Regions from separate parts of the Mus musculus genome. Here regions 1, 3 and 4 are each linked to region 2. The links are chromatin loops, found by intact Hi-C in ENCODE. Cell type or tissue: left cerebral cortex. All regions are shown on one strand. Links, peaks and the distances in the headings refer to the core of each region. The heading gives the core; the rest is flanking DNA. Region 1 holds the start of Phka2 (phosphorylase kinase alpha 2). Region 2 overlaps Rs1 (retinoschisis (X-linked, juvenile) 1 (human)). Region 3 has its middle 100 kb from the start of Phka2. Region 4 overlaps Phka2 (phosphorylase kinase alpha 2).

Evidence for each region. Hi-C counts contacts between places; a loop is a spot of excess contacts. Peaks named below come from ENCODE experiments on the same cell type or tissue, not always from the same donor. Only the 100,000 strongest peaks of a DNase experiment are listed, where the experiment ranks them.
Region 1: it touches region 2 in a loop (2.2-fold over the local background); 5 of 42 quality-filtered maps call a loop at or near these places.
Region 3: it touches region 2 in a loop (6-fold over the local background); 4 of 42 quality-filtered maps call a loop at or near these places.
Region 4: a loop joins it to region 2, with 3 times the contacts of the local background. A loop is called at or near these places in 7 of 42 quality-filtered maps.

What each region holds. Positions count from the first base shown.
Region 1 is chrX:160,499,523-160,505,027 of GRCm38, reverse strand. It overlaps Phka2 (phosphorylase kinase alpha 2), which reads right to left and starts at 2,866. Exons shown (of 33, transcript NM_172783.4): 1 at 2,124-2,866. The coding sequence starts at 2,201. It overlaps Gm15241 (a long non-coding RNA gene), which reads left to right and starts at 5,210. Exons shown (of 4, transcript XR_387097.4): 1 at 5,210-5,243. In left cerebral cortex, for the core only: a CTCF peak has its summit at 2,417; DNase peaks (open chromatin) are centred at 820, 1,820, 2,652 and 2,855; H3K4me3 peaks cover 2,186 bases; H3K27ac peaks cover 1,504 bases.
Region 2 is chrX:160,769,480-160,775,061 of GRCm38, reverse strand. The region is part of intron 1 of Rs1 (retinoschisis (X-linked, juvenile) 1 (human)); the gene reads right to left. Among named protein-coding and RNA genes, the nearest start is that of Rs1, 4.3 kb to the right of the region's middle. In left cerebral cortex, for the core only: no CTCF peak of the experiment used is centred there; DNase peaks (open chromatin) are centred at 1,534, 1,798 and 2,619; H3K27ac peaks cover 1,450 bases.
Region 3 is chrX:160,600,971-160,606,552 of GRCm38, reverse strand. No RefSeq gene overlaps it. Among named protein-coding and RNA genes, the nearest start is that of Phka2, 100 kb to the right of the region's middle. In left cerebral cortex, for the core only: no CTCF peak of the experiment used is centred there; DNase peaks (open chromatin) are centred at 2,158 and 2,419; H3K27ac peaks cover 2,665 bases.
Region 4 is chrX:160,586,718-160,591,717 of GRCm38, reverse strand. It overlaps Phka2 (phosphorylase kinase alpha 2), which reads right to left. Exons shown (of 33, transcript NM_172783.4): 30 at 4,769-4,939; 31 at 2,700-2,753; 32 at 1,350-1,550; 33 at 1-779. The coding sequence ends at 609. Among named protein-coding and RNA genes, the nearest start is that of Phka2, 87 kb to the right of the region's middle. In left cerebral cortex, for the core only: a CTCF peak has its summit at 2,029 (motif pointing left); DNase peaks (open chromatin) are centred at 415, 750, 1,411 and 2,957; H3K27ac peaks cover 3,542 bases.

The DNA of each region.
Region 1 (5,505 bases), core at 1-5,000, 270 kb after region 2:
TCCTGAGCAAAGGCAAGCCTGGACCAACATATGTGCCCCTAAGGTGCCACAGAACTCATAGGAAGTAGTGTTTTTCAACAAGGATTGAAGGATACTATAACGAGCCTGAGACCTTGCTTGATGAATAAGAAAGAAGCACTAAATCTCTGCACTTGGCATCTGACTACATCAATGGAACACAGAATTATGTCCAAAGACCAGAAAACAATTAGCAGCAGTATCAAGCCTTCCAGGAATGGGAGCATCATGGGTCAGGATGGTCAGGAAAGGACTGAGGAGCATGTGGTCTGTAACAAAAGCACCCACTGCATAGTGGTTGCACATAATGTGCCCAAGGAGAGTACACTAGACATTCGTTTTTTTAAAAATAATAACCAATTCCCATTCTACGGTTGAAGGTGTTAACTCAGAAAAGATAAACAGAAAGCTCTGGGTATAATGGTGTACACCTTTAATCCCAACACGCATGAGGCTAAAGCAGGTCACGTTGAGGCCAGCTTGGTCTACATAGTGAGTTCTAGGTTAGCTTGGACTCTTTACAGTTCTCTTTACAGCTCTTTCTATCATAGTAATGGGTAGAAACATTTTCAACTGGGACTTTTACGTTTTATACTTGTAATTACATTTTAAGAATAAAAGCAAAGAGTAACCTCTATCTCTGCTTAGCCCCTCTTCAACTCTCCACTGGAATGCCATGTCGTGCAGAACTCCTTCCTTGCCATCTATGGTTTGGCAGTAGGGGGGAGGGATGGGGGAGGGAGTATTTTCCTCAAATAAACCCTGCATTCCTTTATGAGCAATCCTCAGAGCCATTAACATATGGAAATGTTTCTCCTACATTTGCAGAAATTTCTTTTGGTGGCAAAGACAAGCTGATCTAATGTGAAACTCTTTTTATAGTCTTTACTTATTGCTTAGTGTGAACATTCATATTCCAATGGAGAAATAATAGTGGCTGTAACTAAGGGGTACTGCCTGGACTACTCTGGCTATTAGAGTATGCTTATAGAGTATGCATATGATTTTTAAAATCAAGACGTTTCTAGCTTACAAGCCACATTTGGCCCCAACGTGTTTCAAACAAGAAACACTGAACTTATTTTACGTTATTCATAAAATTCACCGTATTGTGCTATGAACATTTTTTTTTTTCTTTTACAGTGCTGCAATCCAATCCAGGGCCTTGAGACTACCAGGTAAACTACCACTAAGTCACACCACTGGCAGTACCATTTATTCATTTTATGTAGTTTGTATGATGCCTTGCATAGAAAAGATACACAATAAATTCTTCCTGAGTGAGAGGTCAAGGAATTAGCTAAGAAGAAAAAAAAAAGGTTAATGGTTTGGAAATGACCACCAACTGCTACTTCCTTCTCTGACTCTCAAAGCCCTAAAAATAGCTGCTGCCAACTGAAGGCAAGCAATATAGCTGATGTCTTTGCTCTGAACAAAAATAGCTCAGTGGTCTTACATTGGGCACTCACACATAACTTTTGCCAAGCAGGAAGCATAGCAGGCGTATTCATACCTGAGATTATATGCACAGTTTCACAGGACCCCTTGATGCTGATGCTCTGTGCCCAGAAGTTTTGTTGGCTGTAAAGCAGCAACCAGAGTGGTCATAGGGTCCTCTCAGGGGGATTTCTAACAAGGGAGGGGCAGTAACAGTTGCCCACACTCTGGTCAGATGCAAGCCTTGGGAGTTTTTCACTCCTGCCTACTGTTCCCAGAGTAGAGTTAGTTCACTGTTCTCCTTCAGTGTGCTCTGTCCAACCTAACAGACTTCTTTCATCCAAAAGAGGCAGTAAGGAAGGACCTCGAGGGGGGTGTCCCGATGGGGGGAAAAAGAGGAAGGGAGGAGGAAGAGGAGAGAAAAAAAAAGGTCCCAGAATTCTGCAAAGCAGCCGCAGCAACTGTTCAAAAGCCAGAATGCCTGACTTGTGAGTAAAGTGAATAAAATAGCGATAAGGGAGTAGGGTGATAACTGGCTAGCAAAGGACTGGATTAAAGTCGGAAACCTCTTAAATAAATGCAAGCTCTCATGAGTGACAGAGGCCTTGGGGAGAATGAGTTATATCAGTGGGCAGTTTCCACCGTTCTCTGGGCTGCTCTCTGTTTACCTGGTAACACAGGATGGTTTGCTGCACCAGCCTCGCGTACCCGTCCAGGCGGACCCCAGAATTGCTCCTGCTCCGCATCTCGCCCAAGCTCATGGGCCACGGAGCTGGACCTGCCCGCTGGTGTCCGCCAAAGTTGCCGCCTCCAAGCTGACCTGGTCCTCAAAACATTCAGCGTCAATGAGTTTCTTCAAAGGGGGCCGAGAGGAAGAGTTTTCAAACTGAGAGACCCAAAGTATGACTTGCAAGGCGAGCCAACCAGAGTGTCGCGCCGCTGGGCGGTGCGGGGGAGGAGACGGGGGTGGCGCTATCGCGGCCCGGCTTCCTCCCGGTCAGCAGCTGCCCCGAGGGTTTCTAGTCCCACCACCATGCTCGACAGAACCTAGACTGGGCACTAGGCTGGAGAAAGGCCTTGGCGGTACCCCTCTGTTTTGGGAGGCGGCTCCGGGTTGCTTGGGAGCTCACCTAAGCTTTACTAGGCTCCGCCCCCCTCGTGGGGCGGACTCTCCAAGTCTCCGCCTAAAGGGAGAGGGTCTACAGAGGAAGGCCGCTGGGAGCGGCGGGGAGCTGGGCTCTTAACGGAAATTCAGTTTTTTTTATTGACTTTGCTCCTACCTCAACCTGCTTCCAACCGCGGCTGAGGCTAAAGGAGCAGAGTCCTTCGGTCGCGGCCCCCGGGGTACGGAGGCCACCCCTCACGCCGGCCCGAACCAAGAAGCGGAACCCGTGCAGTCCCGCCCGGAAGGAACGCGTTGGGGGGGCGGTACCGATCTGCTCGCAGCTCCGCCCCCAGTCCGCCTCCTCCGTGGGGTTTGGAGCCCTCCTTGTCATGGCCTGACCAGGAAGGAAAATGGGGCAGCCCGCAGGAGTATGGAGAACTTGGATGGAAGCAGAGAACAAGTCGGCTTTCTGGGTCGGCAATGACAAGGTCTCCTGAGCGGAGCCGCCAAACCCACCGGAGACTAGAAAGAGGCTGGGCCGCCTGGGCATCCTTCGGATGACCGGCCGTCATAGCCCCGCCCTGTCCTGGGCCTCACCTGAGGACAGAGTCCCCATAGTGGAGCTCAGCACTGAAAGCAAGAAAGGGAGGCCTGAGTACTGTCCTCCACATACACTCCTGGTACCCGTGGCTCCTGGCCTTAGCTCCTGGGAGAATTTTGCAGTTCATTTATAATAGTATATTTTGAAATTTGGCATCCCATTAGTTGTCAAGGTTGCTAACCACAGGCCGCATTCTTTGATCCTGTCTTCATTGTCCATCAAAATCTGGCCCACAAATAAATTTGACTGGGCAGCTGTTCTAATGTAATTGCTTCCACAAGCACTTTGTTATTCTCCACTTTGACCCATTTCATTGTCTAAAACTTACCTTTGCCTTAAAGACTAGGTCAGCCCACTCATTAGCGTTTCCAATTTTCTGGATTCCTATAGCAGTTTCCTCAGTAAAGATGGGGCAACGAGTCAGTTCGAACTGCACTTTATTCCATTTCTGATTTATATAGACATTTGTGTTACTGTTTCAGTTGTTTGACTTTTACTGTTTTTATCTGTTGGGGTAAACCTCATGCCTTGTAATGTGACAAGGTCAAGTGCGTGTAGCACATACTTGACTCAGAGTGGCACTTAAACCAGAGCTATTTTCAGCACCATTTGGAAATAGTGTATTGTTTACATTTTAACTGAGGCATACTTTTCTAACTGGATTATGAGATGCTTATGAAATAGCTTGGTATCTCCCACCACACCTGGCACAGAGTTGATTGTACATGTGTCTAGGGCTCAATGTTGATGGACTGAAAATGAGTCCTGCTTATTTGACTCCCCTTATAGTTAGTCTTTAACTAAAGCACCCAACCCCTATCAGCCCACATACTTTTTCTCTGAGACAGAGTCTTGTCATGTAGCCTAGGCTGCTCTCAACTATATTATGTATCCAAGACTATTCCTCAAACTCACAGCAATACTTCTTTCCTCGGCATCCAAAGTGTTGGGATTCTGAGTACGTGCCACCACACCCAGCTCGAGTACTTTTCAACATTCTTTTCAAGCCTTGGTGCATGTATATGTTTTACATTGGGCAGTTCCCCTCATATCTTCTTACCATTCTTTTCTCAACTCATTATTTGTTTTAATAATGGCACTGAAGTTATGAAACAGTGCACAATGTACTTCCATGTAGGAGTTGCTGTGGCCTAGGGAGTAAGATTAAGCATTCAATTACCATAATTGAATCCCTTTAGTAATCTTTCTATGTACCTTTCCTGGAGATTTCATATATTCTTCTGTATTTAAAAGGTGGCATCATTGCTTATTTTTAGGATGGCTTGTGTTCTCATTGGAAGCTTAAGACTCTGTCTTAGAGGACAGCATGCAAAGTGGAAATATCATGTCTTTTGAACCTAAAGTACCCTGTCTCTGAATTGGGAGGGTCCATTCTTAATCAACTTGAAAAAACTAACCAGTTAACCAAATTAAACTATTTCTGTAATAATTTAGTTTAGATGACCTGGAATCATTTTACTTTCCCATTACCATAGTGTAAAAGAATGTTAAATTTGTCTCTGCTCCAACTTCTTGCAGCTATATAAGATTGAGAGTCAAGGAGAGGACATACCAGGGACTATAAGGGTTTCTTCATAGTGAAGAACGTATCTATTAAATATATTTTAAAAGCATATATTTTAAAGCCAGGAATGGCGATACTTGTAATCCCATCTTTGTGGATACTGAATCAGGAAGGTCCTGAATTTGAGGCAAGCCAGCCAGGGTTACAAGGCTATATAGCTATCTAGGTAAACATGATAAAAATACACTATATGGAATTCTCAAATAATTAATAAAATATTATTTTAAAGGCTATATATTTGTGATAGTTTGTATATTCTTGGACCAGGGGGTGGCACCATTTGGAGGTGTGGCCTTGTTGAAATAGGTGTGACCTGGTTGGAGTAGGTGTGTCATTGTGGGTGTGGGCTTAATACTCTCACCCTAGGTGCCTGGAAGTCAGTCTTCCACTAGCAGCCTTTGGATGAAGACATAGAATTCTCAGCTCTGCCTGGGCCATGCCTGCCTGGATGCTGCCACACTCCCACCTTGATAATAATGGACTGAACCTCTGAACCTGTAAGCCAACCCCAATTAAATGTTGTTTGTTTTTTTTTTTTTTATAAGATTTGCTTTGGTCATGGTGTCTGTTCACAGCAGTAAAACCCTGAATAATACAATATTCCATATGAATATATATTTAAATTTTATATGCTCTGATTTCTTGATGTTATATCTGGAAACTGAGGTGAGAAATAAATGAATATATTCCTAAGAATTTTTGACCCAATTTTGTTCCTTTTTTAAAAAAAATCTTTTTTATGCACATGAGTATTTTGCC
Region 2 (5,582 bases), core at 255-5,254:
TTTCCTGTCTACTTTCAGTGTCCACCATTCCGATAAATCTTGGTTTTCTTTGAGAGCTTAGCTTACTCCAAGTACCGCACAGACATTGCTAAAGCCAAGGTTTAGATCCTGCATTGAATGGCTTCCTAGAGCTCTACATGTAGATGCCTCTTATTATTCTAAACAGGACCCAACCACAAGTTGGTAGAGTAGAGAACAGTGCCAACTCTTATATGCTTCTGTTGATCGGTAGAAGGGAGTCTAGCCTCTTTGGTTTTGGTAATTTATTCCAAGGCTGAGCATATGTGTTCCCCATAAACCACCAATTCCATTCATAATTAGAAATGCTTTCATATATTTTTTCCTGGAATAAAAATGTGCCCTAGAATATTCATGGAAGCAGACCTTGTAATGCCTACTCTTCAACTGGAAGTACTTGTGTGACCGTCAAGAGGCAAGATACATAGTGATAAATTCACAAACTAGAACACTAAATCACAATGAAGATAATCAAAAGTAAAATGACGTGGTAATAAGGAGTGGTTTCTCCTCTCCATTCCACAGACCCCGCCCGCTCTTAGCACTACCCAGCATGCCTCACTGCTAAAGATAGTTGCACACATCTATCCTCCATCTGTGAATGCAGAGAAATGAAACCCACTTGCTCAACGCCCCTCAGATGGGTGCTCCTCAGGATATTGCCTTATCTCTCTGATGAGTCTTGAGACCATGGTCTGCCTCCTGCCCACCTCTCTTTATGAACATTTGCTCTCTGCGTTTCTTGCCATGCCCTGGTCCACAGATTTTTTTCTTTTTTCTTTGTCTCAAATTTCCCTACTTACCTGTCAACTTCTCTTCTTCCACATCCCCTTTGCTATGAAAAGGACTTTTCCTAATCCCAACTCACCTGTTGGCCTTGGCTTTTGTTCTCAACATCCTTCCTCCCTCCCTCCCTCCCTCCCTCCCTCCCTCCCTCCCTCCCTTCCTTCCTTCCTTCCTTCCTTCCTCCCCCCCTATTCTTTTGAGTCAGGGTCAGGGCTAGAGCTAGAGCTCAGTTAGTAGAGTGCTTGTCTTAACATGCACAAAGCCTCAGGGTTGATCCCTAGCACCACATGAACTAGACATGGCAGCATTCATTCTTGTAATCGCAGCACTTGGAAGATGAAAGCAGGAAAACCAAGAAGTTCAGGGTCATCCTTTGCTTCATAGTGAGCTCAAAACTAGCTTCCAGCCAGCCTAAGCTACATGAGATCACTGAGCTATATATAACCATAGTCCGGGAGAATTCATGAGATTAGCACCTCTCGGATTTGTTAATCAGGAGGTACTATGTTCCACCTTCTACTCTCAAGAGAATCTGGGATACCTAAGAGACAATGAACTAAGGACCTAGCCACAAGGCAGACATAGGGTAGGAGCTTATTCCTATGCTTCCTTAAATTTGGGGCGGATTTCTTGCAGGTTCCGCCACCCACTGGCTTCCCACCCCCTCAGCCCCAGAGGCCTTACTGGTTGCATAAACATCAGTTTGCCAAGACTTTTGTGGAGAGATAAAAGAGAGAGGACCAAAGCCCAAATATGTCGCTAAAGAATATCTACTAAAGTTCAGGTGAGCCAACCCACGGTTCACAAGAGGCTCAGCAAATACCTTTCAGGGACTTCTGCAACCTTCCTTATTCCTGGAGGGGTAAGGATGAGACCTAGCTGCTAATCAGGCATGGTGTAGGAGCTTAGTCCTATTAAATTTGGAGTTGATTTCTTGCAGGTTCCCCCACCCACTGGCTCCCCTCCCTAGCAAGCATTTGACTGCAGGCAGCCTGGGATTCTAAGGTGCCAGATTCCTATGAAAATGAGCAGAGACAGAGGGAACAGCAGGCGCTTTTTACAGAAAAAAAACACTGTCACCAAGGGAGCAGTGAATGAGAGTCACTGTTGCAGTTCCCCCAAAATGATTTAATCACCAAAACAACTGGGGAATAAAAGCTTAAAGCTTTTTTTGTCTACAACATATCACACCAGAATATAATATTGTTGGAAAGTGAGAAAGGTGGGGGAAATGGCAACCTTTAAAAGAAAAATCATAAATTACTTCCACCTTTTTCTGCCTACTCAGGTCGTTCCGTGCTCCAGGCACATGTTTACAGGTGACACTGCCACTTGCTCATCTTAGATTTGTGCAAAATGGGCTCAAGTGTCCTTTTTATTCAAATGGTTGAGCCGCTGGGGAGGTCCTTGTCACCACTGGGGGTTGGGGTGGGGTGGGGTCAATCAAGGCATGCTTATTTCTCTGCATGGCCCAAGTGGAAAAGGATACCTTAGTGATATAGAGACGAGATTATTTTAAATTATTTTGGTCTTTCTGATTGGGGATCACCAAATACAGTATTCACTCATTTAGGAAACTGACAAAGCAGGGGAGAAAAGTATAAAAGTATGAATGATTAAAAAAATAAAAGTAACCAGTCCCTTCATCTACTTGAGAAACACGAAAAAAGACACAGGAGAAAACTAGCAGGCTGCAATAATGTCCCTCTTGGGAAGAAGAAAGAAGGAAATTGCTTCTAGTGTGAAAGTGTTGCTATTTTAGGCGACAGGCATATTCATGGGTAAATCTGTTATCCTTTCATGCTCAACACAGATGAACCTCACAGACACACGGCAAGCAAAAGACAAAAGACCACATGTTGTGTAATACCATTTCAGTGTAAAGTCTAGAAGAGGTGAATCTATAGATGGCAGGAAGGGGATTTGTGGATGCCAGGGACTGGAGCTGGGGGCTGGGGAGAATAGGGAGTAAGTATTTAATATCTGTAGTGCTAAAAGGGTTCTAAAATTGGATCATATGTGCCCACAGATCTGTAAGCATATTTTTAAAAAAAACTATTGAAGTGTACCCTCTAAGTGGATGAATTAAATGGCACATAAACCACAGCTTTTAAAGGTTGCTTTTGGCTGGAGAGATGGCTCACAGATTAATAAAATATACTGCTTTTGCAGGAGACTCTATTCTCAGCACCAGTGTCTGGTGGCATAAAACTGCCTGAAACTCCAGCTTCAGGTGATCTGATGTCTCCACAGGCTTCCACAGGCACCTGCATGCAGATGTGCATACTGCTCCCTCAGACACATAATCAAAAATAAAATAAGTCTTAAAAAAAAACAGTTGCTTTTTACAAAAATAAAATTGCAGTATCTGATGGTTTTTATATCCACAAAAGGGACACAGTTACCTGTAAGATGGGGCCAGATAACCCCTTCCACCTTTGTATAGTAAACATAACCCCAAAAATGGACTAACACATTTTAATAGGATGGATGCTTTAATCATCATGAATGGCCTAAGATCCACAACGCACAGTGCTCTGACTTTGTTCTAGGCCATCAGTGGTTGTCTTAGTGTGATCACATGTGTGTTCCTAAATAAACTCTCACCCAGGGCAGAAACAAAGCTCATCTACTGATCTTATTTCCCAATAATAAGAAACTGCTGTCATCGAAGAATAGAAACAGCATAGACTAAATGAGCCAAAGAACCTTTGTGCATGGGCTCCCACTGTCCAGTGGAGTGTATCTTTCCTATGTGTGTTGGTTTATGTCTCCATCTGAACTAGAAACTGAGACAGCACAGCCTTTGTGTCCTATCACTGTCCTCTGTTTCCCACCGTATCCACATTTGCTCTGGGTGAAGTACACAGGAACTTTCTGAGTCATGCTATCCATTTTGGGATGGCTTGTTTCCTTCTAAGTATGGTGAGGGATATACACACACACATTAGTAACCGTTTAGAGGACTTCTGCCCATGGGGCAGTGTACTGAGTACTTACTTGAATGAGACTGCTCCCCTGAGGCTCATATGAATGCTTGGTTCCCAGTTGGTAGAACTGTTTGGGAAGGGTTAGGTGTGGCCTTGTTGATGGAGGCATTTCACTGGGGACAGCTTTGAGGTTTCAAAAGCTCACACCAGGCCCACTTAGCTATCTCTCAGCTTTGTAACCGTGTCTCAAGATACAAGCTCCCAGCTACTACACCAGTACCATGCCTGCCTGCCTGCCTGCTACCAAGTCCTTGCCTTACCCTCTATAACTATAAACCCTCAATAAACTGTTTCTTCTTCTCTAAGTTGCCTTGGTCATGGTGCCTTAGCACACCAGTAGAAAAATAAGACAGATGGGAGGGCCAAAGCACAGCTTTACTAGATGAGGGAATCTAGTCTAATTCTGAACATCAAACTCTAATGTTTACCCTGTTGCAAATATTCAGACATGGGTTTGTATTGCACACGGAGACCAGAGGACAATTGTGGGTATCCGTGGGTATCATTCCTCAGGAGACATCCATTTTGTCTTTTCTTTCTACCCTTTTTTTTAGAGACAAGGTCTCTCATTGGGCTGGAGCACACCTAGTAGGCTATGCTAGGCTAGACTGACTGGCTGGCTGACTGACTGGCCGACCGACAAGGTCCAGACATTTGCCTCCCTAGCACTGGGATTATAGCATGCATCACTATGTTTGACCTTTTTTTAGACTTTTATTTTTCATTTAATGTGTATGAGTGTTTGACCTGCATGCATATGGACCATGTCTGATGCATGAAGAGGCTACAGGAGGCTGTCTGAGGCCCTGGAACTGGAGTTATAGAGCCCTGGGAACCAAGCTGAGGTCCTCTTTAACAAGTGCTGTTAATTGCGAAGCCACCTCTCCAGCTGTCATGCCTAGTTTTTGTTTGTTTGTTTGTTTGTTTTTTAAACAAGAAAAGTTCTGGGGATCGAACTCAAGTTTCTGTGTGTAAGCTATAAGCACTTTCCAGACTAAGCTATCTCTCTGACTCCAGACAAGGGTTCTTGCTTAGATCTTTTTGTGAGAAAAGAGCAAGGAACCAAAGAGAAGCAACATCGATAGCAAACATCAGAAAGTCTGAGAAAGATCCTGGGATAAGCTGGGTATATATAACTTAGGGGTAGAGCCATCGTTTAGCAAGCACAGGGCCCTGGGCTCCATTGCCAGGCCTGACAACTGGAAAAAAAAAAAAGGTGCAAATTCCTGACACGTCATTGCAAAGGGTTAAGGTGTAATGCCAATAACCTTGCTTAAAAACATATCTTAGGAATTGGGTGTGGTGGCTCAGGCTTGAAATCTTAGCACTCAGAAGGTGGAAACTGGCTGACTGCTATGAGGTCAAATCCATAGGAAATTGAAGGCTAGCCTGAGTTTCAGTGTGGGATCCTGTCTCAAAAGAATAACAATAATAATAACAACTAAGAAAAAAAAAACCTGGGGCTGGTGAGATGGCTCAGTGGGTAAGAGCACCCGACTGCTCTTCCGAAGGTCTGAAGTTCAAATCCCAGCAACCACATGGTGGCTCACAACCATCCGTAACGAGATCTGATGCCCTCTTCTGGAGTGTCTGAAGACAGCTACAGTGTACGTACATATAATAAATAAATAAATAAAACAAATATGTATAAAAAAAAAAAAAGAAAAAAAAGAAAAAAAAACCTGTTTCTTTGTGTTTGCCGTATGACCTTGAGATTTTATTTTCACAAGGCTTTCCAGACACTAGAAATATTATTAGATAATAAAAGACACAAGACTGCTGGTTCAT
Region 3 (5,582 bases), core at 260-5,259, 170 kb after region 2:
TAGTGGAAGACTGACTTCCAGGCAACTAGGGTGAGGATCTTATGCCCACACCCACAGTGACACACCCATTCCAACCAGGTCACACCTATTCCAACAAGGCCACACCTCCAGATGGTGCCACTTCCTGGTCCAAGGATATACAAACCATCACAGCATAGTAGTAGGTACTAAGCATATACTGTAGAAATAACTGACTGCCAGTGTTCAGTGGACCCACATGACTGGTAAGGAAGAATTGTTAGGCAGTTGGCTGTTTTCTTCAGGTGGTCCCTTAGGAGGGTCCTGGACTTCCTGTCTTAGGAATGTGTTTTCCTAGCCTGGGACTTGGGGCTTCTTAGGCCAAGGGCAGAACTTTAGCGTCTGTGTCTAGAGGGTTAAAAAGGTGACAATTCTGGGGGAACCTCTAATGTCACCATGAAGTGGAGTCTGGATTGTCAGAGTAGGTAGTCTACCTTGGAACTGTGTTCTAGGCTTTGTCCCTAGCATCCTTCCTCTCCAGAAGAATACATGTATGAGATGTCTTTATGTAAGAATATCCTATGGTGAGATCAGAGGACATCCCTACACTGCCACATGACTCCCTTCCTGGGGTCCCTGAACTACTTCGATGGAGGTTATCTTAAAGGAAGCCTGTCAGATATTGCCATAAGCCTTTCAGAGAATGTCCTTGGAGCTCCAAATAAGATTATCTTGGGCCAATGAAAATGTCACCGTTCTTTGTTCTTGGCAAGAATCCCAGCTCCCTCAGCTTGGGAACACCATTTACCCCACACCAAATGGAAACTTCATTTGGATATTATGTTCATCTCCAATTAATAAATTACAAGAGGAGAAGTTAATTCATCACTTGAAGCTTGGGCCAATAAAAACTGTCCACAGCATAGGAAACAGAGGATGATAAAGCAGCCCCTCATTAGGGCAGGGCTCTCATTTCTTTGAGGTCCCTTGCATGTTGGGTCTGAGTATATGAAATGGCTTCCAGGGAATCTGTCATTGGAACAGTCCCCACCTCTGGAGGGACCCAAATGAAGTGACAGTGTTAGAACTAGAAGTGCCTCCAATATGTTGAGTGATGAGGGTGGCTTTGTCATGGCTGTAGGGACTCTTAGTCCATAGCCTGGCATGACCCAAAGTGGCAGACAACTCCCCACTCATCACTATTTGCTTTAGACCCTACCCTGCAAATCTCAAGGGAGAGAGCTGTTCCCTTTTCTCAGAATGCCTGTGTAGCAGAGTACCATGGGAATGCATGAAGGAGTCTCGCTCAGGCTTGATGCTAACGTGTGTGATGGAATGTATGTTTCCTTGCTCATAGCAAAACTGACTAACTAGGGTGCAGGGAAGGCCCTGGTAGCTTTCCTCCCCTGGGAATGTCACCTATGCCCAGTCTCCTGACCATGGTTTTCTGCAAAGCTCCCTTGGTGTTCAGTGATGTCACTGAAAGGCTGGTGACATTGATGTCAAATGATGAAAAGCAGCAGACCCTCAGCTTGTCCTCTGTGCACCGTTCTCAGCCTTCCCATCACTCACTAACATTTTCTAGCCATCCTGTGAGGAAAAGGCTATTGTCATTGCTCCTGGTTCACTGAGGACAAAATAGAGACCCAGGAAGGTTAGGTAGATGTTGGAGGCTACATGTGATACCTGTCTTGGTCTCTGGATTGCCCAAAAGCTATTCATGAGACTTCATTTAAGCCATCTGAGCCCAGAACCTCAATATTCTCCTCTTTTTCCAAATTTATGTTTAAAAAAACCAGTTGCATATATTATAATCACCAAAATGGCCATATTTCCCTCTGTTTTATTTTTATTTTTCTGTCTCTGGCAAGCCTAGGGTGCCATCCACCCCAGGGAGGAATCCCGGGAAATGAGGAAATGTTAAGTGTCTCAGTTAAGTGTCTGCTAAGCCCCAGTCTCAGTGCTCTTCCTGGCTGTTCAAGTGCCCCTTAGCAATGTCCATCTTTGAGCCTTTGTCACTGAAAGAGAACAAATAGGGGACAGTAATCCTGAACTGAGGCATAAAGTCCCCCAATTCAGCAAGTATAAATGGAAACTCTGAGGCCGTGTGATTCACTTTGCCAACATGACTCATGTTCTGCTAAGGTTTCCATGAACAATATGTTCACAGTCTGGTTTAATTATAGCCTAGATCTGCCACTGCCTCGGTGAGCCCCAGAGGCACCCGGCCCTCACCCCCCACTGTTGCCAGTTAAAATGTCTCCCAGGGAGAGAGGGGGAGAGGACACTGGAAATGGTTTTCTGCCAGTTCTATTGGTCACATGGCATAGTGGATAGTCTCTACAGGGGGGCTTAGTGAGGGGCAGCACCCCCAAAGGTGCTGGAAAAGCATGTGCTCACAGGGTGCCTGTACTGCTGGGGCTTCCCCTCCATGTAGAGTTGAGATTCACAAGCACCCAGTGTGGGTGTTTGGAGTGATCAATTGAGAGAAAGAAACAGGGTTGAGTCAACGCTCCTGCAAGCGAGGGTGGAGGGAACCCCGAGGCTGCCTGATGAGCTTGGGGGTGGTTCCACACATGGGCTTGGTGACAGTGGACAGAAAATGAAAAACAAACCCTGTCCCATCCACTTCACAGGCACTTTGCCATTGCAGTGGAAGACACAAGGGCTCCTGCTTGGGAAGGGTATCATTTTACAAATCTAGAGTGGACCTTTCACTCTCTTATGCAGCTATTAGAGTGTTTCAGAGGCAGCAGGAGCTGGCTGCCAAGAGTGGAACAGAGAGAAGGCATTTGGGGCTATCTCTAAAAGGAATTCTTTGAATGTTAGGTTCCAGGAGCCTTACCCCTACCTATATTATAAAATTTAATATTTATTAAGCAATTTATTATGTGCCAAGTGATATCCATGCACTATACAAATATTAATATGTTTGTCTCTTGCAACAACCTCAGGAAGCAGAGGTGCGATCATGGAGCCAGTCACTGTGGAGCTGAAGGTGGCAGCATGCAGGGCTTGGTCTGGAGCTTGTGCTCTGTAGCACTGCTGGCATTGGGTGGCACTGGGCACCAAGGTTGTGGTGTGGGGACAGAGCCTTGAGGAAAAGCAGCTCTGTCTACTGCATGTCCGTGACCTCATTCTCCCATAGTTGCAGGTGGCCCTGGAAGCTGAGTCTAGCACCCCACTCCATGTGTTCTGAGGGTGTCCAGTGGCTCAGAGAAAAGATGAGATCTGCTTCCTCAGCCTTCTTCCTTCCCAACAAATTTCAGATTCACTCCTGCATTCTTCACCCCCACCCCGTATATATGATGAGAGAGAGAGAGAGAGAGAGAGAGAGAGAGAGAGAGAGAGAGAGAGAGGGGGGAGAGAGAGAGAGAGAGAGAGAGAGAGAGAGAGAGAGAGAGAGAGAGAGAGAGAGAATGTGTGTGTATGTGTGCATGTTTGTGTGAGTGCAGACACCTGTGCTATGGGGCACAATGTGAAGGACAAAAGACAACCCTGGTGTTAGCCCCAGCTTCCCACCTTGTTTGAGTCAGGGTGTTTTTTGTTATTCACTGCTGCCTACATCAGGCTATCTTGATGAACAATCCTGCTTCCATATTAGGCTTGAAAGCTATAAGACAAACTATTTCTGTTAATGATTAAACCTCTGTTTCTTAAGGATTAGGCTATGCCCCACCTGTAACTACAAATGGCTCTGAACTGCCTGTTCTAGGAATGATGATCATGCGTTTGTTTGAAAAAGTTATGTCCATCTCACAAACATGTTGTTTCAGGAAGTTATGACTAACTTGTCATGCTTATGTTCTGCTTCTATAACCCTGTTTGCCCACTAAGTCCTCCATTTGGAAACCCCCTACCCCTGAGCTATAAAACCCTTATATTCCCTATGTCCAATGCTGACTTCTTGAACCTCACCTTAGGGGGAGGCAGCCCTTGTACATGAATAAGAATGCTTATTTAATCATTTAATAAATTTGGCCACAGTGATTTGGGTTGGCTGTCTTTCTCCTCCCATCTTCTGGAATTCCCTTATCTGTCTCCCATTTCATTGTCGAAGGACTTGGATTCCAGAGACTTGTGCTTTACATGGGCCCTGGAATCCACACACAGGTTCTCATGCTTGATTGCAAAGCACTTTACCCACTTCTTCTTCTCGTCCCCACTCTCCCATCTAAGAGCACCCCTATTTCTCTCGAGGAAAGCAGGGCCACTTTGCAATAACAGGCCCTTAGGTGCCAAGTGTCAAGAGGAAGAAAGCATGTCAGTTAAAGCTACAAGCAGGGGTTAGGATGTGCCTCCCTTCTCCAGTGCCATGCCCTGCCCTGGCTGCAGGGGTAGAGTGGAGTGTTTAGAATGGAACACAGGTCAGGGCCTTAGCCACTCTAGGTGTTCACAGCAGATGCTTAAATTGGCCTCACACCAGGCAAGCTAGCTTGGGGGCCCTCAGAGTTCAACGTCTCACACTGTATTTCTCTCTACTAGCTGCTGTGTAAGACCTGCCAAAGCTTTCTATTGATACAAATGATCATCAGCTTTGTATACTGAGAAAACACCCTAGGAAAGCTGAGTCACTATTCATAGGCACAGTGCAAAGGTCACCTGTCTGAATGCAAATTTCATTTTTTTGGAATCATCCTGGCCTGTCCTTCAGAGTGCAGCCTTGCTTGCAAGATCCAGCATGGAGCTAGGGAGTGACAGCTACAACTGGCTCTTGAACTTCTGCCATAGGCCAACATGAACAGTGTAAGATTGTTAAGCATTCATTGTTGCATGCATTCATGTCTTGCTGACCTCTAGACTTAACACACAAAGATAGATTGTATAATCACCATATATTTCAGAGAGGAGGAAACTGAGGCACCAAGAGACTATGTATACTCAGAGGTACTCTAAGCAGGAGGTGGTTGAAATTCTGTCTGCTGATGAAGACAGGATTGGGGGTTCAGGGAGCAGTTGCAGCTGGGGTCTGTATCAGAAACTAAATGCTGGCTCCCTTAAAGCTGTGCCAAAGGCACCTCGGGTCAAGGTATCTAGGGTGACTGTGTCTGTATTACATCTGAGACTCTGGTTACCAGCTTTGGCTGTTTCTAAAACACTATCTGCTTTTCTTTGGACCTTCAGGTGGGTCCTTTGAGAGGACCTTAGTAGGCTGTTGTTCCACATCTTGAAAGCTGGGGAACTTGGAGAAATGCTCTCAGTATAACTCTGGGCATGGAGCCAGGACTCTCTGACCTCGTGTGTTTTGGAGGCCCGAAAAAAAAGCCTTGCTGGGCACGCTGGGATTATGAGCCATGACAAGACCCTGTGCTCTTGACTGCCCATCCACAAACAGAACTGCCAACTCCCAGGCTGGCTTTAGAGTATGGGGTGTGGTATTTGTGTGCCATGTATAAAGCTGCAGCTTTGCTGCCCCCTCTTTTCCAGGCAAACACCTCACAGGACTGGGCCTCCTCTGAGTCAGTCCTCTGTTCCAGACTGTTTCTGCCCATTTCCACTTCTGCCCTTCAAGGTGCATGCTACTGGCTAACCTTCTGGAATGTTCCCTATGACTGCCCTTCCTCAGGGAGAGCCTCCCTTTTTTTTAGTGAGTGACTCACTACATTTCTTGCTTGCTTTCTCTT
Region 4 (5,000 bases), core at 1-5,000, 180 kb after region 2:
GTATAAGTCAAAGTTAACTAGGGCAAATTTAGTCCATTTTGGCAATGAAGAATTACATGACCAGAGTAGACTAGGGCACTGAAAAAACTTCCAGAAAGACAGACTTATTCTGCTTGGTGAACAGCTTGGTTCAGACAGACGTCATTCTGTTAAGATGTGCCCCTGTCAGGGTCTGCCTGCCTAGCTATTGTTGCTGGAAGGATCTTTTCACCTTCAAGATGTGTCACTAGTTCATCGAACCTATTTCTGTAACTCTTGGTGAGAGCCAATTTAAGCTGCTTCTCTGTTCACTCTGCACTCAGAAGAGACCAATTTCTAGTTCCTTTTTGGAGTCCATGAGAGCAGATGCTGTGACAAATGTTCCAGTGAAATGAACCTAGAAAATGATCCCAGGGTGCTTCTCAGGGGAGCAGCGGGTTCATCAGCATTAGCTGTGGCTTAAACACATCCTGCTTTCAGCCTGAGTGCTGTCATCTCTCCCTGCGAAGCTTTCTGGTGGGACATGCTTTTTGTGACAGAACAGGGGCTCGAGGGGGAAGGCAGAAGAACGTTCCCAATGAGTCTACAAATGACAGATTCAGAGGGTGGACATGTTTATGGGTAAGGCCCTACTGCATCTGGCAGCCTGAACTGGGCAGCAGTTCCTGCAAATGAGAAGCGACCGCTTTTGTTAGGTAGGTCATTGTACCATAAGCCCCACTAGGAGCACTGTCATAAAAGAGGTGGCAAATTCCTGTGGCTTGGTCTTTTTCCAGGATGTCTGTGGTTCCAAATGACACCTGCAGCCAGAAAAAGCAGGAAAAAAAATGAGTGGGACCTCTCTTTTTCTGTCACAAAGGACTCTGCATGTTGGAAGTGGTGTCAGCTGGGTTACAGGGGAGGCTGGGAGCTGGAGGCTAGGCCTCACAGCACAAGGCAGGTGACATGATGACAATGACACAGAATGCATGGTAAAGTGGCCACTGTGGATACTGTGTTTTCACAGGCCTCCTTTTGCTGCTCAGTACCGATTCTTATGACAGCTTCTTTGCCCCACTCAATTTTGTGTGCACGGTAAGTAGTTTACCCAAAACCAGGTATGTAATGTCTGGAATAAAACCTACAGCAACAAAGACCAGCTTCCTTAAAGGTTGTTAGATTTCCCAAGTGGCCAACTTCGCCATTTCCTAACCAAATGGTTGACATTTTTTTCTTTTCTTTTCTTTTTTTTTTTTTTTTTTTTTTTTACCATCTGTGATGACATTTTCTTGGTTTGAGTATATGCCTTCCAATTAGACACTATCTCCAGCATGTACAGGGAGAACTAGCAACCAAACCGACTACCCCGCCTTTGGCCCAGTTACACCCACCTGGTCCTGCAGGAACAGCTGATTGGCCAGCTGCACTATCTGGTCCACATGGATGATGCCCCCGATACTGTCCATTTCGGTATCTGAGAGCAGAGTCAGTACCATGATGGCTTCTACCAGTAGCTGCCGATACTCAGGCTGGGACACACGGTTGAGCACTGACTCCACATGGACGGCAAACTTGATCTCACAAGGGGTCATCTACCAAATGATCAGCAGGTTGCCAGTGTGAAAGATGGGCCAGACAGAGCCCTATCATCAATGCTGCCCTAGCACCTTTGGAGCTCAGCTAAAGGCTACCTTCCTCCTGGCCACTGTCTTGACTTTATAGCAGCAGCCCTCTGGAACAAAGGATGACTGCTTTTCCCTGAGGGCCAGCTGAGCTTGTTCTAGTTCTTTTTGTCTGTCTTTTGACAGTGACTTTTAGGGAGCAGGGGCTATTTCTTATTTCTTAAAGAAATTCCCTGTGGTATAAAGAATGGTACCAGGCTGGCAGATGGCAGGTTTACAAAAGGAACACAGCCATTCAGGGCAGAATCTTTTTAAAAAAAATGGCAGGTAGAGAGATGGCTCAGTGGTTAAGAGCACTGACTGCTCTTCCGAAGGTCCTGAGTTCAATTCCCAGCAACCACATGGTGGTTCACAACCATCTGTAATGAGATCTGACGCCCTCTTCTGGTGTGTCTGAAGTCAGCTACAGCGTACTTATGTATAATAATAAATACATCTTTGGACCAGAGCAAGCAGGGACTGAGTGAGCAAAGTTGACTAGAGTGAGCGGGGATGACCGGAATAAGCAGAGTTCCTCAAAATTCAATTCCCAACAACCACATGCAGGCTCACAACCATCTGTACAGCTACAGTATACTCATATACATAAAATAAATAAACAAATAAATATTTTTTTAAAAAAAGAATGGTATCTTGGGCAGGGTAAAATTAAAAAAAAAAGAAAACAAAACAAAACAAAATCTGTTTTTTAAAAGACTGCCTGAAGTGCCTGGTGTGGTGCCTCCTGCTTGAAAGGCTAAAGATAACCCAGAGCACACGGAGGGCAGGGAAAGCAAAGGCAAGGCTGCTGGTGCTTGAAGGGGCCTTGACTGGCTCTAGTGCATGCCTGACAGGCTTTGGGTGGGCTTCTAAGGGCCCAGAGAGTTTATAAATGCTATTGCTCAGGGGAATGAGAGGGAAAGGTAACAAGAAAGGAATTTTGCACAATTTGAGGGTAAGACAGTTAAAGTGATCAGAACTACAGACGGCCTAGTCCATAGAGTAATGCTAAAAGGCATATGCAGAATCAGCCACGAGGTGAGCCCGGGCTGGGCTGCTCTCTGGGTCTTCTCACTTTACCTCTTGGGTTGTCGAGGATGGGAGGACGTAACCATCGATGGACAGGCCATGGCACTAGAAGCAGAACACAGACATTTCAGTCAGATTCCAACACAAGTGTGTGCTTGCTCACACACTCACACACACACACACACACACACACACACACACACACACACACACACACACTTTCCTTGCCCTGGAAATCTGCATGAGGGTTGGAACATGCCAGACTGTCAGAGTTATTTTTAGAGCGCTGTTCTCACTGCCCACAGGCTGTGTTTTCGATGGAACAATTCTAGGGAAAGCAGCAGGCATCTTTCAGATTGGTGCAGGAACAGTGTCCTAGGGAGCTGCTGTGTCCTCCTCCCAAGAGGCTCTGCATTGCACTTGGCAACTGGACCCTGGTGCCTGCCAGAGCCCCTTTGGTCCCACAATGAAGAGAGATTGTCATGGTGAAGTAATGCTCCTGTGCCTTTGCAGCCGTCTATTTTCGAGATTTCTATAATAAGCACCAATCACAAAAGGCTGGAGCACATGCACACGCACACACGCACACCCATGTATATAAATACCAACAGGGTGCAATATAAAATGCTGCTTTTTCATAATAAAAGCATGTTGGTATTGGGCCAGCAGAAGCCTGGCCGGAAATGTATGGTGCCCCAGAAAGACTGAGGAGAATTTCGAGGAATAGTTGGGCCTGTTCTAATCGGCCACCTTTTACCCTCCAGTTGGCAGCAGCTGCCCTGCCTTCATGCTGCCTGGTTCAAGGGCTCCTTACGAGTCTAGAAGGGTGGACCTGGGGCCTCTACAGGCAGCCATCTTGCGCAAGGCCTTGGTTCACAGAGCATAGGCCCTGAAGCCCTGTGACTGGCCCTGGGCACTTGCTACAGAAAGAAGACATCGAGCTGTGGCTTCACAAATGAGGTGGAATATGTTCTCATTCAGGATTACTGCAGTTCTCTCCTACTGTGAAATGAGCTAAAAAGGAATGGTTCAGAGAAAAAAAGAAATTTGTCTTGCTTTGCAAAGCTTTTAAATGAGGCACATTGTCCCTCCATGGGGGAGGCAGGTCAAGCCCTGGTGGGGGCCTTGGGAGTGGTGTGAATACTCTGGAGTAGGAATGTGGGGGAAGATGGGATTGTGGGGTGTTGAGAACAAAGTGGCGCTGCCTTCCCACGCTGCCCCCACTTTAGCAGCAAGTGTTTTAGACAGGGCCTCCTGCACTCAGGTGTGTGGTGCATTGCTGGCCATGGATGTGTCATTTCCTGTCAGTTTCAAACTCCAAACTCCAATGCAATGTTAACAGTCCCTAGGCAGATGGGAAGCACAGTGCTATTCCACTGCGATGGGAGCAGTGGGCAGCTGGTTACGGGATTGGGGGGGGCCCTAGGGTCTCTATCTTCCAGCTGTGGAAACACAGTTATTCCAGGGCAGGAGGGAGTGTGTATCTTCAGGGCACACGGATTCTGGGACCAGGCTATAATATTTTGTTTCTTTGTACCCTAGAACACTTATCAAGTAGAAGGGGCTCCATCATGCCCTGAATGACTCACGCATCATGTCTGTCAGCCTCGCGCTGACAGCTTGAGAAGCTGTCTGTGTGGTAGCTAGCCAATACAGATCCAGTTCATGCTGCAGGTTCTCTGTGGCATTTTTGCTCAAACTCTTCCCTGCCCTCTCTGGTTTTTGTCTATCTTTAGTTTTCTATGATCCTAAACTATGTCAAAGTTGGTTGCACACAAACAGGAATGCTATTTTGTCATGCCTTGCAGGGCCATTTGGCAATGTTTGAAGTTATTTTTGGTGTCATGTCTGGAAGAGGAGATGCTACTGACAACCAGTAGGTAGACACTGCCTCCTATACAACAGTGCACAAGACAGTACTATAGTAGAGCCACCTAGCCCTAGATGCCACAGTGCCAAGGCAGAGAGACTTTGCTCTAGGCTGAGCCATTCAAGGTTGGAGATACATGTTCTATAGCCATCTGCTGCCTGGTACTTGGTAGGGCCACTGTGCCTCCTGAAGGTAGACAGGGTCAGGCTCATTTTCCCGAGAGTCTATGTCTCCTCAGCACCCACCTCACCTTCTGAAGGATCTTCCACACTTTCTGGTAGAATCCCACGGGGACCCTGTTAATGGCCCCATCCAACCTTCTCCGGCGCAGCCACTGGCCCTGCTGTTCTCCCCAGCCCAGGTGCTGTCCTCCAGAGTCTGTAGATGATGTGCCTGTCGGGGAGGATGGGGTGCTGGACCTCTGCAAAACAGATACCATATGGCCTTCAGTAGCAGGTGCCCTGGAGAAAAGCTGGCCACTT